4 separate regions of the Homo sapiens genome follow, and all the other regions are linked to region 1. The links are chromatin contacts, found by Hi-C in ENCODE. All regions are on one chromosome and are shown on one strand. The core of a region is the stretch at or near the end of the contact, and the rest is flanking DNA. Distances in the headings are between cores, read along the strand shown.

The links. A loop is a pair of places that touch in the nucleus more often than their neighbours do. Pooled maps may share reads with other maps.
Region 2: a loop to region 1 is called in a map of GM12878, with 5 times the contacts of the local background. The contact joins the promoter of SH3TC1 here to the enhancer-like site in region 1. A Hi-C loop is called at or near these places in 1 of 168 maps with a recorded cell type or tissue (GM12878), 4 of 37 single-sample maps with no recorded cell type and 4 of 50 pooled maps.
Region 3: a loop to region 1 is called in a pooled map, with 10 times the contacts of the local background. The contact joins two enhancer-like sites. A Hi-C loop is called at or near these places in 2 of 37 single-sample maps with no recorded cell type and 2 of 50 pooled maps.
Region 4: a loop to region 1 is called in a map with no recorded cell type, with 7 times the contacts of the local background. The contact joins the promoter of ACOX3 here to the enhancer-like site in region 1. A Hi-C loop is called at or near these places in 3 of 37 single-sample maps with no recorded cell type and 2 of 50 pooled maps.

Annotation. Positions count from the first base shown.
Region 1 is chr4:6,179,775-6,182,591 of GRCh38, forward strand. All of the region lies in intron 1 of JAKMIP1 (janus kinase and microtubule interacting protein 1), which reads right to left. Among named protein-coding and RNA genes, the nearest start is that of JAKMIP1, 19 kb to the right of the region's middle. RefSeq lists an enhancer at 1,005-1,294. Within about 2 kb of position 1,262, at least 5 of the 41 ENCODE cell types and tissues checked have a DNase peak (open chromatin) inside an H3K27ac peak, as active enhancers do; they include GM12878, where a contact is called at or near this core.
Region 2 is chr4:8,197,892-8,201,068 of GRCh38, forward strand. It overlaps SH3TC1 (SH3 domain and tetratricopeptide repeats 1), which reads left to right and starts at 1,399. Exons shown (of 18, transcript NM_018986.5): 1 at 1,399-1,514. RefSeq lists enhancers at 636-735, 1,086-1,205, 2,236-2,285, 2,416-2,465, 2,596-2,745 and a silencer at 1,416-1,605.
Region 3 is chr4:8,535,972-8,538,947 of GRCh38, forward strand. No RefSeq gene overlaps it. Among named protein-coding and RNA genes, the nearest start is that of GPR78, 43 kb to the right of the region's middle. Within about 2 kb of position 1,405, at least 10 of the 41 ENCODE cell types and tissues checked have a DNase peak (open chromatin) inside an H3K27ac peak, as active enhancers do.
Region 4 is chr4:8,439,215-8,442,183 of GRCh38, forward strand. It overlaps ACOX3 (acyl-CoA oxidase 3, pristanoyl), which reads right to left and starts at 1,509. Exons shown (of 18, transcript NM_003501.3): 1 at 1,434-1,509. TRMT44 (tRNA methyltransferase 44 homolog) reads left to right here and starts at 1,563. Exons shown (of 11, transcript NM_152544.3): 1 at 1,563-2,227. The coding sequence starts at 1,609. RefSeq lists enhancers at 1,397-1,636, 1,455-2,188 and silencers at 1,657-1,866, 1,917-1,976.

The DNA of each region.
Region 1 (2,817 bases), core at 12-2,511:
TCCATCCTCAAAGCCTCCTTGTAAAACAGGTAGCAATATTATCCCCATATGACAGATAAGGAAACTGAGGCTCAAAGAGGTGAAGTCACTTTCTTAAAATCCATAGCTTGTAAATGACAGAGTCAGGACTTGAACCCAGGTCTCTCTGAATCTAAGACCAGTTCCCAGCTGCCCAAAGAACTGTGTCTGTTTTGTTTTCTATCCCTAGGACCAGCAGCATGCCTGACATCCTCTTAGAAGCCATGCAAGAACATTTGCAGGGATAAACAGCAGGCTCCTTCCTGCACAACAAGCCATGACCCTCTTAGAACAAAGCATATTGACAGAAAATTAAGTGCCACTGAATTAGCCCCAACACTTTCATAAACAGCAGTTTTGAAATACCCCAGTTCATGAAATGCTTCCAATATCAGAAAACCACCAACTTCAATTCCCCACCAAACATACCCACAAACAGAAATAATTTCTGATAAAATTGCTACTCGTAACATTCAGAACCCACAAAAAATTCTCATCAAATAGAAATGAGAGTTGTTTATCAACATTCAAGAGAACATAATGAAGCTTCCTTTAGAACATTCTGTGCACGTGAAGTCTTCTTTCTTATTGAGATTTTCACTATAAAATCTTATCAGCTGCTGAACAGGAGAGAAACTTGGAGGTGAGGATAGGCAATGGGGACCGATACCTGTGCTACAAGAAGAATTAAGCACCATAACAACACAGACACCCCTCTCCCATCAGATAATTTACTACAATTCAACAAACATGCACCAAGTAATAAGTCACCATTTATATAGCTCTCACTGTGTAGCAGGAACTGTTTCAAACTGTCCAAATTACCTAGTATTCTGCAGCCCTGTGACAAGGGTATTCTTAGTACCCCCATTTTAATGGACCAGCAGGAAGGGGTGAAGTACTTTGACCAACATGACCCAATTAGCAAGTGGGGGTGGAGGTTGTAGCAAGTGGATGTTGCAGCTAATTCAGTGACATTTAATTTTCTGTCAACGTGCTTTGTTCTCAGAGGGCCATGGCACATTGAGCAGGGAGGAGTCTAGCTGCTCAAGTCCCAAGCTTAGTATAAAAACTTTTTCTTTTTCAACTGCTACTTGCTGGCTCTTGGCCAACTCATTGCATCATTTTGGAATCTCCCCTTTATTAACGTGCAAAGACCCCTTAAGAAGTCCCAGAAAAGGCCCCAGCCATCAGGTCGTTTCTGTCTCACCTCTGCTGAAATGAGTCAAGAGACTAGCAAGTAACCACACCACCAAGAACAAGAAGGGGTAGTCAGTGACTTCCAAGCAAAGGGCAACTTCTTTTTGTGGTTTCTACATCCTTTCTATACTCACCACCCCGTGTGGGCTTGATATGACTAGATGCTGAACAGGGCGCTCCTTGACAGACACCTACCAAACACCTCCTGTGTGCACAAGGCTTTGTGAGATGTGCTGGTGGACGCAGTTCACATTTCTTAGGCTTCCTCTCAAGAAAGCAGTTCCAGAAAGGGTGGAGGGGAGGGTCATGCTGAGAGAGGAAGAGACCAGGGGCTCGAAGAGTAACACTAATTACAGGCCTGGAGTACATAAACCAAGATGAGCTTACTGCCAGGTTACTACCAGGTCACTATCAGGTTACCACCAGCTCAGTACAGAAGGAAGTCCTTCTCAGGTGCAGACATTTGCAGAGTCCCTCAATGTCTCAGTGGCTCCCCCATCCCTTGAGGAGCTCCTAGCCAAGCAAAGGAGACACTGTAACAAGCCCAGGTGATAACTGGGAGACCAGGGCCTATGGGTGCCAGCGTGGTGAGGGAAGGGACATCCAAAGTGGGCTGTGGAAGGGGTGAAATCAGGATATGCAGATGGAGGAGCAGGGGTCAAAGAAAAGTCAATTGGCATCAGAGAGGGAGAGCAGCAGCAACGCAAGCTCCATTCATTCATTCATTCATTCAACAGCATCCTAGTGCCTGTTCCATGCCAGACCCTGTGCTGAGCCTCAAACATGAATCTCACACAGCCCCTTCCCTCACAGAGCTCTAGCCAGCGGGGAAGAAGACTGTGAATGGCATCAGTCACACACTGTGACCATGGCTGTGACAGACAGATGTACAGGGAGGGACCCGCCCTGGCCTTGGGAGGATGGGTGATGCCCAAGGAGATGAGCCTGTGCAGACAGGAGGAGGAGGGGTCTGGGCAAGTTCAGGGAAAGCAGACGATTCAATAAGGTAAGGGACAGTGTTATGGAGTGAATGTTTATGTCCCCCCAAATTGATACATTGAAACCCTATGGTGGGTAATTAGGTCATCAGGGTGAAGCCCTCATGATGAGATTAGTGACCTTATAAGAAGGGACAGGAAACCAGGCTCGGTGGCTCACACCTGTAATCCCAGCTCTTTGGGAGGCCGGGGAAGGTGGATTGCTTGAGCTCAGTTCAAGACCAGCTTGGGCAACATAATGAGACCTCATCTCTACAAAATTAAAAAAATTAGTCAGGTGTGGTGGTGCATATTTGTAGTCCCAGCTACTTGGGAGGCTGAGGTGGGAGGATCACTTGAGCCCGGGAGCTCAAAGCTGCAATGAACAGTGATTACACCACTGCACTCCAGCCTGGGTAACAGAGCGAGACCCTGTCTCAGAAAAAAAAAAAAAAAAGAAAGAAAGAAAGAAAGAAAAGAAAAGAAAAAAAGGAGGGGGACACAAGAGAGCTTATTTCCTTTCTCTCTCCACCATGCGAGGGCACAGTAAGAAGGCAGCCTCCTGCGAACCAGGAAGAGGGGCCTCACCATGAACCAAGTTGTCTGGCACCATGATCTCAGA
Region 2 (3,177 bases), core at 149-2,648, 2.0 Mb after region 1:
GGAGGGCGAGGATGAAGGACGCAGGTGTGGGCTGGAGGGGCTTTGACCTGAGTAGCTCACCTGGGCTGGGAGTTCTCAGCCTGGGGTGACTTCACCCCCAGGGGATCAATATCTGAGCTATGTTTGGCTGCTATGATTAGAGGAGGGGGCTACTGGCATCCAGTGGGTGGAGGCCAGGGACCAGCTAAAACCCTCCAGTGCACAGGACAGCCCCCCGCCCTGCAACAAAGAAGGATGCGGCCCCAAATGTCGGTAGTGCCTTGGTTGAAAAGCCCAGCCCTAAAGCCTTCAGAACCAGTCAGACCTGGTTCCAGTCTTATCTTCTTGTTGGTCACTGGCCTTGGGCATGTCACATTACCTCCCTGAGCCTTAGTTTTCCTGTCTGTGAGATGGATACATAACTATTTGACTTAGGGATTATTCTTGGTTTTCTCAAACCAGGTGTGTGTAAAGCTCCGACCTATCACAGCACAGGCTGGAGGGATCCCTCCCATTCCCACTTCCTAGAGCTGGGCCGGAGCCCGCAGCCCACACCCACCACGTGGGTGCTCACACTCCTGTGTTGGCAAGGGCATCAGAGCAGGCAGACAGGCGGGACCAACAGGGCAATTTGAGTTCAGTTCTGCCTCTTGTCCCAGCTGACGTGAGCCCAGGCCAGGCTTCCTCAGCAGGCAGGGGCGAGATTACGTGCTTTGGCCTTGGGTCTGCCTGGCTGGGAAGGTTTCTGCTCTCAAACCTGGCTCAGGCCTGGAGACGGTGGGAGGGTAAAGAGGTAGACCCGTTGGGACAGGCCAGGCTAGCAAGGAGAGCTTGCGGTGAGGAGGAGGGGAGCCCATCTCTTCCCCTAAATGTTCCCATTGATGGAGCCAGTGGCCCGGAGGGCACCCGGGCAGAGACGGAAGAAATTGCACGTGAGCGTTTGTGTGCATACGTGTGCCTGTCCATGTGTGCACACACTTGTGCTTGTGAGTCTCTGTGTGCCCATGCATATGTATGTGTGTCTGCATGCACATGCGTGTGTGTGTGCATGCATGTATGTGTGCAGGCATGCGTGTGTGTGTGTGTGCAGTAAATGGAAGAGGAACAGAGATCAGAGCTGAGGCTGGCAGGGCTGAGGCAGCCGGTGGCTGGTGGACTTCCCCAATCCCAGCCTGGCGGGGGACTGGGTGCCCCTAGCCTCTACTACAGAGCCTGGGGGCTGGGCAGCGGGCAGGCAGGACAGGGCCTGGACCTCGTCCAGGAAAGAGCTAATGATCAACCGGCTGCGGTGTCTGTGCAGCCGCCCTGGGCCTGCCTCTCCGTCACCGGCCCTCAGGCGCAGGGAGGAAGTAGGGCAGGAAGCAGGGGGCGGAGGCCGCTGTGCAGTCAGCCTGGCTGTGGGCGGCCCCTGCCTGCTCCGTCCAGCTGGAGACAGCCCCGTGGGGCCAGCCAGCGCTGGGCCAGGAGCGGCCACCTGGTTCCTGCGTGCTACGGCCCTGTGGGCCTGGGAGCTGCCTCTGAGGAACACGCCGCAGGTATGGGGGGCTCCGGGGCAGGCGGGGCGTGGACTGGCCGAGCAGGCTGCTGTCTGCCAGTCTTGCCATGGTTGGATCTTTACACTTTCTTGAGGACTTTTCTGACCTGTTTGGGATGGGGGTGGAGCGAAACTGCGAGCTGGGGGCCTCGGGGAGGTCGTCGGCACCCTCAGCAGACCCCACTCAGAGCTCACAGGTGCTGGCAGTGCCAATCCGCAGTGATTGAGGGCAATGATTTCAGCTTTGACCAAGCACCCTTGCTTCTGGGACCTGGCCTGACCCCGTGCTGGCCCTTGGCATGAGCGGCCCTGGGGGTCTGGGAGCAGAGCCAGCCTGTCGCTGGATTCCAAGTCCAGCGGATCTCAGGTGTGACCCCAGCGCCCGGTTAGCTTGGGCCACACTACCAGACCTACCAGGGCGAGCCCAGCGCCTCAGCCTCACCCGGCACCGCAGTGGCTATAACTGGCCACTCTGATGCCGCCACCTGGGCCTCTTTTCCAACAACCAAATGGACCAGCAACTGGACCAGGGGCTTCAGCCTGAAAATTCCAGGGAGGGTCTGGGCCCAGCCTTCAACTGCAGGTGTGCCGGGGCGTGTGCTCCTGTGTGTGTACACCACTGAGACCCCCTCTGGGCCTGTGCGTGATCCCCAGGAGCCCTGGGAGCCCTGCCCTGTCTGTGAAGCGGGAGTTTCCAACCTTTTGCCGTTGACGAGGCTCAGATGAGATGAATAGCAAAGTGACGCTGGGGGGTGTTAGCGGTGTCGGCCAGTGCCAGGGCCAGGGGCAGCCTGCATGTGGGCCGGCCACTCAGGGTGTGGCCTCCCAGCGCCAGGCAGCGGGGCTGCGGCTGAGCTTGTGGCTGGAGGCAAGGCTGGGCCCGAGTCAGGTCTGGGTTTAGGATGGGTATGTGGGGGCTGGGCTCTGACCACCTGGGTTCAACCCCACCTGTGCTGCTTGGCTGTGTGACCTTGGGCAGGCAGAGTCACCGCAGCTGATGGCTCATCCGTGAAAGGGGCACAGCTGTGCCTCCCTCCTCCAGGTGAGCCGAGGATGCTGTGAGCACCCTGGATGGCCATAATTATGTGACTGTCAACACTGTTGTTGACAGTGATGACAACTGTGTCCCGTGTGGGGCGCTGGGCCAGCGTTTTTTGCATGGAGACGTCACTCACTCTTCCAGCAACACGGGTGACGATGGCCGCACAACACAGAAGAGCAAGGCAGGGCCCAGCAGCGCACGGGTGCGCCGGTTTCCCCTGCTGCCAGAGCGCAGGACACAGCCCTCTCGGTCGTGTTCTCTCGCGGCTCTGGAGGTCGGAATTCCGAACTCAAGGCGTCCCTCAGAAGGCTACTGGGCGGCTCCTCCCTGCCTCTTCCCGCTGCCTGTGGCTCAGGGCGCTCCTTGGCTGTGATTACATCAGTCCACTCTCCGCCCTGGTGGTCACATGGCCTCCTGCCCGGCTCCTCTGTGTGTCTCCGTGTCCTCTCTTTTACTTACAAGGACACCACGCACTGGATTTAGGGCCATCCTCATCTGGAACACCCTCATCCCAAGGGAAGGTCGCTTCATCTGCGCAGACCATTTCCAAATAAGGCCCCATTCTGAGGTTTCTGGGGGCATGAATTTTGAAAGGACAGTGTCACCCCAGGATGCGAGGTGA
Region 3 (2,976 bases), core at 155-2,654, 2.4 Mb after region 1:
CATGGCTGGCCAAAACCAAGGTCCCAGCAATTCAGCAGCAGCCCTGGCAGGCCCTGGCGGGTGATGCCAGCTGGCTCGGCTGCTTCTTCCAGGGATGTGTCTGTATTTTGTCATCCCTCTAGACCATGCACTCTTGGAGACTAAAGACCACGACTCTTAGCCATTTATTCTGCAAGTGTGTGTTAAGCAGCTTCTTTGGGGCAAGCCCTGTGCTTGGCTTGTTGAGGGTAGAGCTGTAAACCAGGGAAATAGGCCCTGTTCTTACGGGGAGGGTAGGCATCAAGCTGAAAGTAGCCCCCCAAGTCCTCCAGTTGCCTGTGAAGGAATAAAGTCTACAAAGGAAAGGAGTCATTTCTGTGTCCCCCACAAACCCAGAGCATGCAGTAGTTGTGCCTGGAACGGCTGCATGGAAACGTGGAAAGAGTGGCTAATCAGAGCCAAGAGAAATGGCACCAGGGCCAAGGACAGGGTCACCATCACCCTGTCCTTGGGCGATGGGACACCCCATGGGAGAAGGGGGTGATTTTAGAAACCAGCACAACTGTCCACTATGGCTGGGGCTTATCCTCGGGTTGGCAGCACGCGAGTGCCTATTCACGCATGGGCCTCCAACACCATTCCAAGGGAGGCATGGGAGCAAGGCTGGCCTTATCTCACCCTGGGTGCCCCACATCCAGCACAGTCCCCAGGAACCAGCTCCCACTGAACACGTGTGGGATAAAGAAGTGGCAGGAACTAAACCGAGGGCTGGTACTGACTGAGGGAAGGCAGACAGGGCAGGGGCCAGACAGGCTCGGCACCCATCCTTTGCTGCCTCAGTCAGGCACCTGCTGAGCCATGGGGGGTAAATGCTCTGCACCTCACTTTTCTCATTAATGAGGGTAATAGAATTTTTGTCCCAGATTTGCTGTAGGATCAAGGAAAGGACATCAGTTGTCTGGCCCCATGTTATAAGATCAAGTCCCCTTCTCCATCCAGGTCTTTCTGGCACACACAAGTACTGGGGGACGAAGGGGAGGAGGGGCCATCACCTCTGGCCGGGACCTGTTTCATATCTAGGAAAGGTCCAGTGATGGAGACAGGAAGGGCAGTCTGGTGGAAGGCCCAGCCTGAGCAAAGGCTGAGAGGCAGGAAAGTACAGGTATTCCTGGGACGCAGAGGCAGCACAGCTGCCTGGGAGATCTGCTTGTGCTGGTGGAGCTGGGGCCTTAGCTCAGCTCTGCTGACTCTCGGGAGATCCTTCCAGAACACTGACCATCCACCCACCCTTCCCACGCTTGCTCAGGTTGGTTTAGCCGAGCCGAGTGTAATGTAATCGGTTGCAGAGGACAAAGGGAGAGTTGGGGCCAAGAAGAGCTCTCATCCTTCCTGTGATTGCTGAAGTCTGGCACACGTTCAAACTGCGGAATGACTCAATCGAAAAGTGAAAGTGGCAGAGTGAGGAGGTCAGTGGCAATGGTTTCACAGAGACTCCTGGACCAGGAACCAGGCTGCCTGCTTCCAGCCCCTCCATTCATTCTGTCTGTCCACCTGCAGACCTTTTGTCACGCCCCATGCTCCATCGCCACTGCTCTTAGTCAGGCATGGGATCTGGGAGCTGAGACCCTCCTAGGGCCTGAAGACATGTTCTTTCCTGATAGGAGAAGGCTGTCAGGGGAAAGGGGAGCTGAGACCCTCCTAGGGCCTGAAGACATGTTCTTTCCTGATAGGAGAAGGCTGTCAGGGGAAAGGGGAGCTGAGACCCTCCTAGGGCCTGAAGACATGTTCTTTCCTAATAGGAGAAGGCTGTCAGCGGGGCTGGGAGCTGAGAACCTCCTAGGGGCTGAAGACCTGTCTTTTCCTGATAGAAGGAAGCTGTCAGGGGAGCTGAGAGAACCTCGGCAGGTGGGGTGAGGTGGGGTCTTGGCTTGTAGGAAGGGCAAATTCTCAGGTGACATGTCCCCTGAGCTGGAGGTCATTGTGGATCAGACCCCGGCCCAATTGCCCAGGGCCAAGCCCTGCCTGGGTGTCAGCATCATTAGCCACGTGTTTCTGGATACCAGGAGGAATGTTCCAGAGACCCCAGAAAAGGCCTCTTCTTGCTCAGACTGGCTCTTTATTGCCTTTAATCTGGCAAACCTCAGGACAAACCTTCCCCCAAGGCCTTGTGGGATGGAAATGGGGAAGACAAAACCCTGGGTTTACAGCCCTGGCCTCCTGGGATGGACTAGATTTGGGAGGCCCAGGGAGAGAAGACGTGGTGGTGAGAGCAGAGGGCGGCATCCAGGGCGCATGCAGGGCAGGTCTGCAGTCAGGCGTGGGGTGAGGATGCAGCTTGAGCAGCAGTGGGGACAGAAGTGGGGAATCTGAGGCCAGGTTGGGTCTGATCCGAGGGCAGTGGGAAGCCACCTGAAGTTCTTGAGTGAGGAAGTTGAGATCCAGAAACAACCTTAGTCCCTTGGGCCCATCAGAGTTCTTCACTTACAAGTAACGGAAGCTGACCCTGGCCGACTGGAGCCAACGAAGAAGGTACTGAGAGCACTTGGAGCCCTTGCAGGGGCGAGGGAGATGCTGCGGGACCAGGGTCTGAAGACAGCAGAGTGAGAGCAGGGCCCCAGGGAGGCAGGAGGGCTGGAGTGTGACTTCTGCGTTCTGTGTTCTCTGCCTCCAGATTGTGCTCCAGGGAGGGAGCACGGGGGACCAGGGGGAGTTTTGTGTGCCCCTCCCAGCCAGGCCAGTGGAGGCTCACTGATATCTCATCAAGACTGTGGGTGATGATAAGGGATGAGTTCCCAAGGAGATGTCTGTGGTCCCAGCAAATATGGTTGGATGTGGGGCAGGCAGAAGGGGGAGTGCTCACGCCAGTCCTCATCCTCACCCCAGAGAGGCAAGTGGCTTGCTCAAGGACACAGGTGAGTCAGTGGCCAAACCGTGCCAAGTGGCCAGCTCACTGGTGACTCAGGCCTCTGTCTTCCTCTGCCAGTGGGTCATGGGATG
Region 4 (2,969 bases), core at 259-2,758, 2.3 Mb after region 1:
AAACACCTATATAAGGTGTCCCCATTGTACACATACTACTTAGTCAGGAAACCCAGACCCGTCCAGCCCAGCAACAATTCCGAGTCTTTAAGTCATTCTTTAAACACATAAACCAGAAGTTACAAGAGCCTCCTCCTTTAGCAAAACAAACAAACAACCTATTTGCTCAGCTGGCTGAAAACATTGCCAGCAGCCTAGACGTTTCTTCATGTTATGTTTATAAAAAGGCTAACATGAGAGACCAATGGCCTTGAGAAGCAAAAGATTTAATGCCTCAAGATTACTTTAACTCTTTCCCCAAGCAGATGCCAAGTTCAAGCATTTGGCTCTTAAAAACTCCTATTATTAAGAAATACTGTGTTGCTTGCTAGGAAAAAAGCTTTTAAGACCCAGTAAAAAAACTAACCTGCTTAGGACATGACAAAGTTGGCACATGTGCCTGTACTGGTTTAACACAGGTTTGATCCTAGGTCTTTATTTAAAAGATAGTTTCCAGCTATAAGAGAATTTAAAACCCTCACTGCAAGTGTATTACATAAAACACTATCACTCTGTCTCCCAAAGAGACTCAAAGTAAAAATAAAAGCGAGAACTCCCACTAATTTGTGAAAATTCTCAAAGGAAGGGATAAGGAGACCACTACTACTCCTGCTGCCCTCCTCCCTGCCACCTTGCCTAGTTCATAAGACAGGAGGAAAAGAGAGAAAGCAAAAAGTTAGAAAGAAACAAAAGTCAGATAAATAGCCAGACAACCTTGGCACCACCACGTGGCCCTAGGAGTTAAAAAAAATAATAATAATAACATCAACCCCCGACCTAAACTACTTGTGTTATCTGTAAATTCCAGACATTGTATGAAAAAAGCATTGCAAAACTTTCTGTTCTGTTAGCTGATTCATGTAGCCCCCAGTCACGTTTCCCATGCTTGCTCAATTTATCACGACCCTTTCACGTGGACCCTTAAAGTCGTAAGCCTTTAAACAGGCCAAGAATTTCTTTTTTGGGGAGCTCAGCTCTTAAGACGCAAGTCTGCCGATGCTCCCGGCCGAATAAACCTCTTTCTTCTTTAATCCGGTGTCTGAGGAGTTTTGTCTGTGGCTTGTCCTGCTACAGTAGGTGACAGATGACTTTCATCCCTCATGGGACAACGTTACATCATTCTTATGAAACAGCCATGGCTGCACTCAGACTTAGGAAGGCACTGGCTGTAATGCCAGCACTAAAAGCAAACCAGAACCCAAGTGGAGAAAAGTTAGCTTTCATAAGAGGACTCATCTTTTACGTTCACAAACTTAGGCTCCCTGACTTTTATCGGTAATCAGTACTGAGGACAATGCGTTCCACACCCGCTGGCTGGCTGATGTTTGATTCTGTAACTATACCACGCCCAGAATTCTCTCAAAAGGGAATAAAACACAGGTCAAATTCCTCACCCACACACTCCACAGTTCAACCCCTGCCAGGGAAACCAAAAGCAGGAAAGGATCTCCAGCGGCGCCATTCTCATTTCCGGTCCCAGCACCCCGCCTCCATGACGTCAACGCGCCGCGCCACCGGGCTGCGTCATCTCGGCGCGCCGCTGCCAGGGCTGTACACCTGCTGGCTGCCATGGCTGAGGTGGGCCGTACCGGGATCAGCTACCCAGGCGCGCTTCTCCCACAGGGCTTCTGGGCTGCGGTCGAAGTGTGGCTGGAGAGGCCGCAGGTGGCAAACAAACGGCTTTGCGGCGCCCGCCTGGAGGCCCGCTGGAGCGCCGCCCTGCCCTGCGCGGAGGCCCGCGGCCCCGGGACTAGCGCAGGCTCGGAGCAGAAGGAGCGGGGTCCGGGACCCGGCCAGGGTTCCCCCGGAGGGGGCCCGGGTCCCAGGTCGCTATCAGGACCCGAGCAGGGCACGGCATGTTGCGAACTTGAGGAGGCCCAGGGCCAGTGCCAGCAAGAGGAGGCACAGAGGGAAGCCGCCTCAGTGCCCCTGAGGGACTCCGGGCACCCCGGCCATGCTGAAGGAAGGGAGGGCGACTTCCCCGCCGCAGATCTGGATTCGCTTTGGGAGGATTTCTCCCAAAGTCTCGCCCGTGGCAATTCGGAGTTGCTGGCCTTCCTCACCAGCTCCGGGGCGGGATCGCAGCCAGAGGCGCAGCGTGAGCTCGACGTGGTTCTCAGAACCGTCATCCCGAAAACTAGCCCACATTGCCCCCTTACAACTCCCAGGAGGGAAATAGTCGTGCAAGGTAAGAGTGTTTTGATAGTGGACGGATATGATTAGATAAAAAAGCATTCATAGAACCTCGGGTCAATGAAAAAGTCCTAAGGGTACTAGTTCCTCTGCGATGTCCTAGGGAGGTTGTTAGGTGTTTCATAGTTTTTTGAGTGGGCGCATAGAAATGTGTGTCCTTAGTACAGAAGATGGGATAATTGATTGGGGTGGTGTCTGGAAGGCTTCAAAGAGACAGTGAAGGACTAGCTGGATATTGCGTAATACCTAGGAGTTTAGCAGGTAAAGCTGTAGGTGTAAAAGTGTTGGGGACCAGCCTCAACACCACCCGTAGGGTACTCAAAGTCCGGTGGCGACGAAGGAATGAGACGAGACAGGTTAAGAGTGCATAAAGATTGGGGGCCAGGGGGCCAATTGCAAAATGGAGGCTGCCAAAGCCTGGGAGCTCTGGTCTCCACACTATTGAGTACAATCACTTAGATCTAAGAAGCGGACGTTCGGGGCGAAAGGGTGAAAGGGAGACAGTGCATCATACATGTCATCTATAGCAGTGGCGGTTTAAATGAATCTCCTTTGTGCTCAAACAGCGTTATCTTTAACTTGTCGGAGAATAACCAGTGGGAGCGTGCTTAACTAGGAGCCTGCATGTCTGACCACATTGTAGTGATTCAAAGGAGTGTCTTTCTCCTTGAACACAGTGTTTATAGGTAAGACAGTAGGTCTCGCCCAGAGCATGGGAACATCATGACAATAAGAAG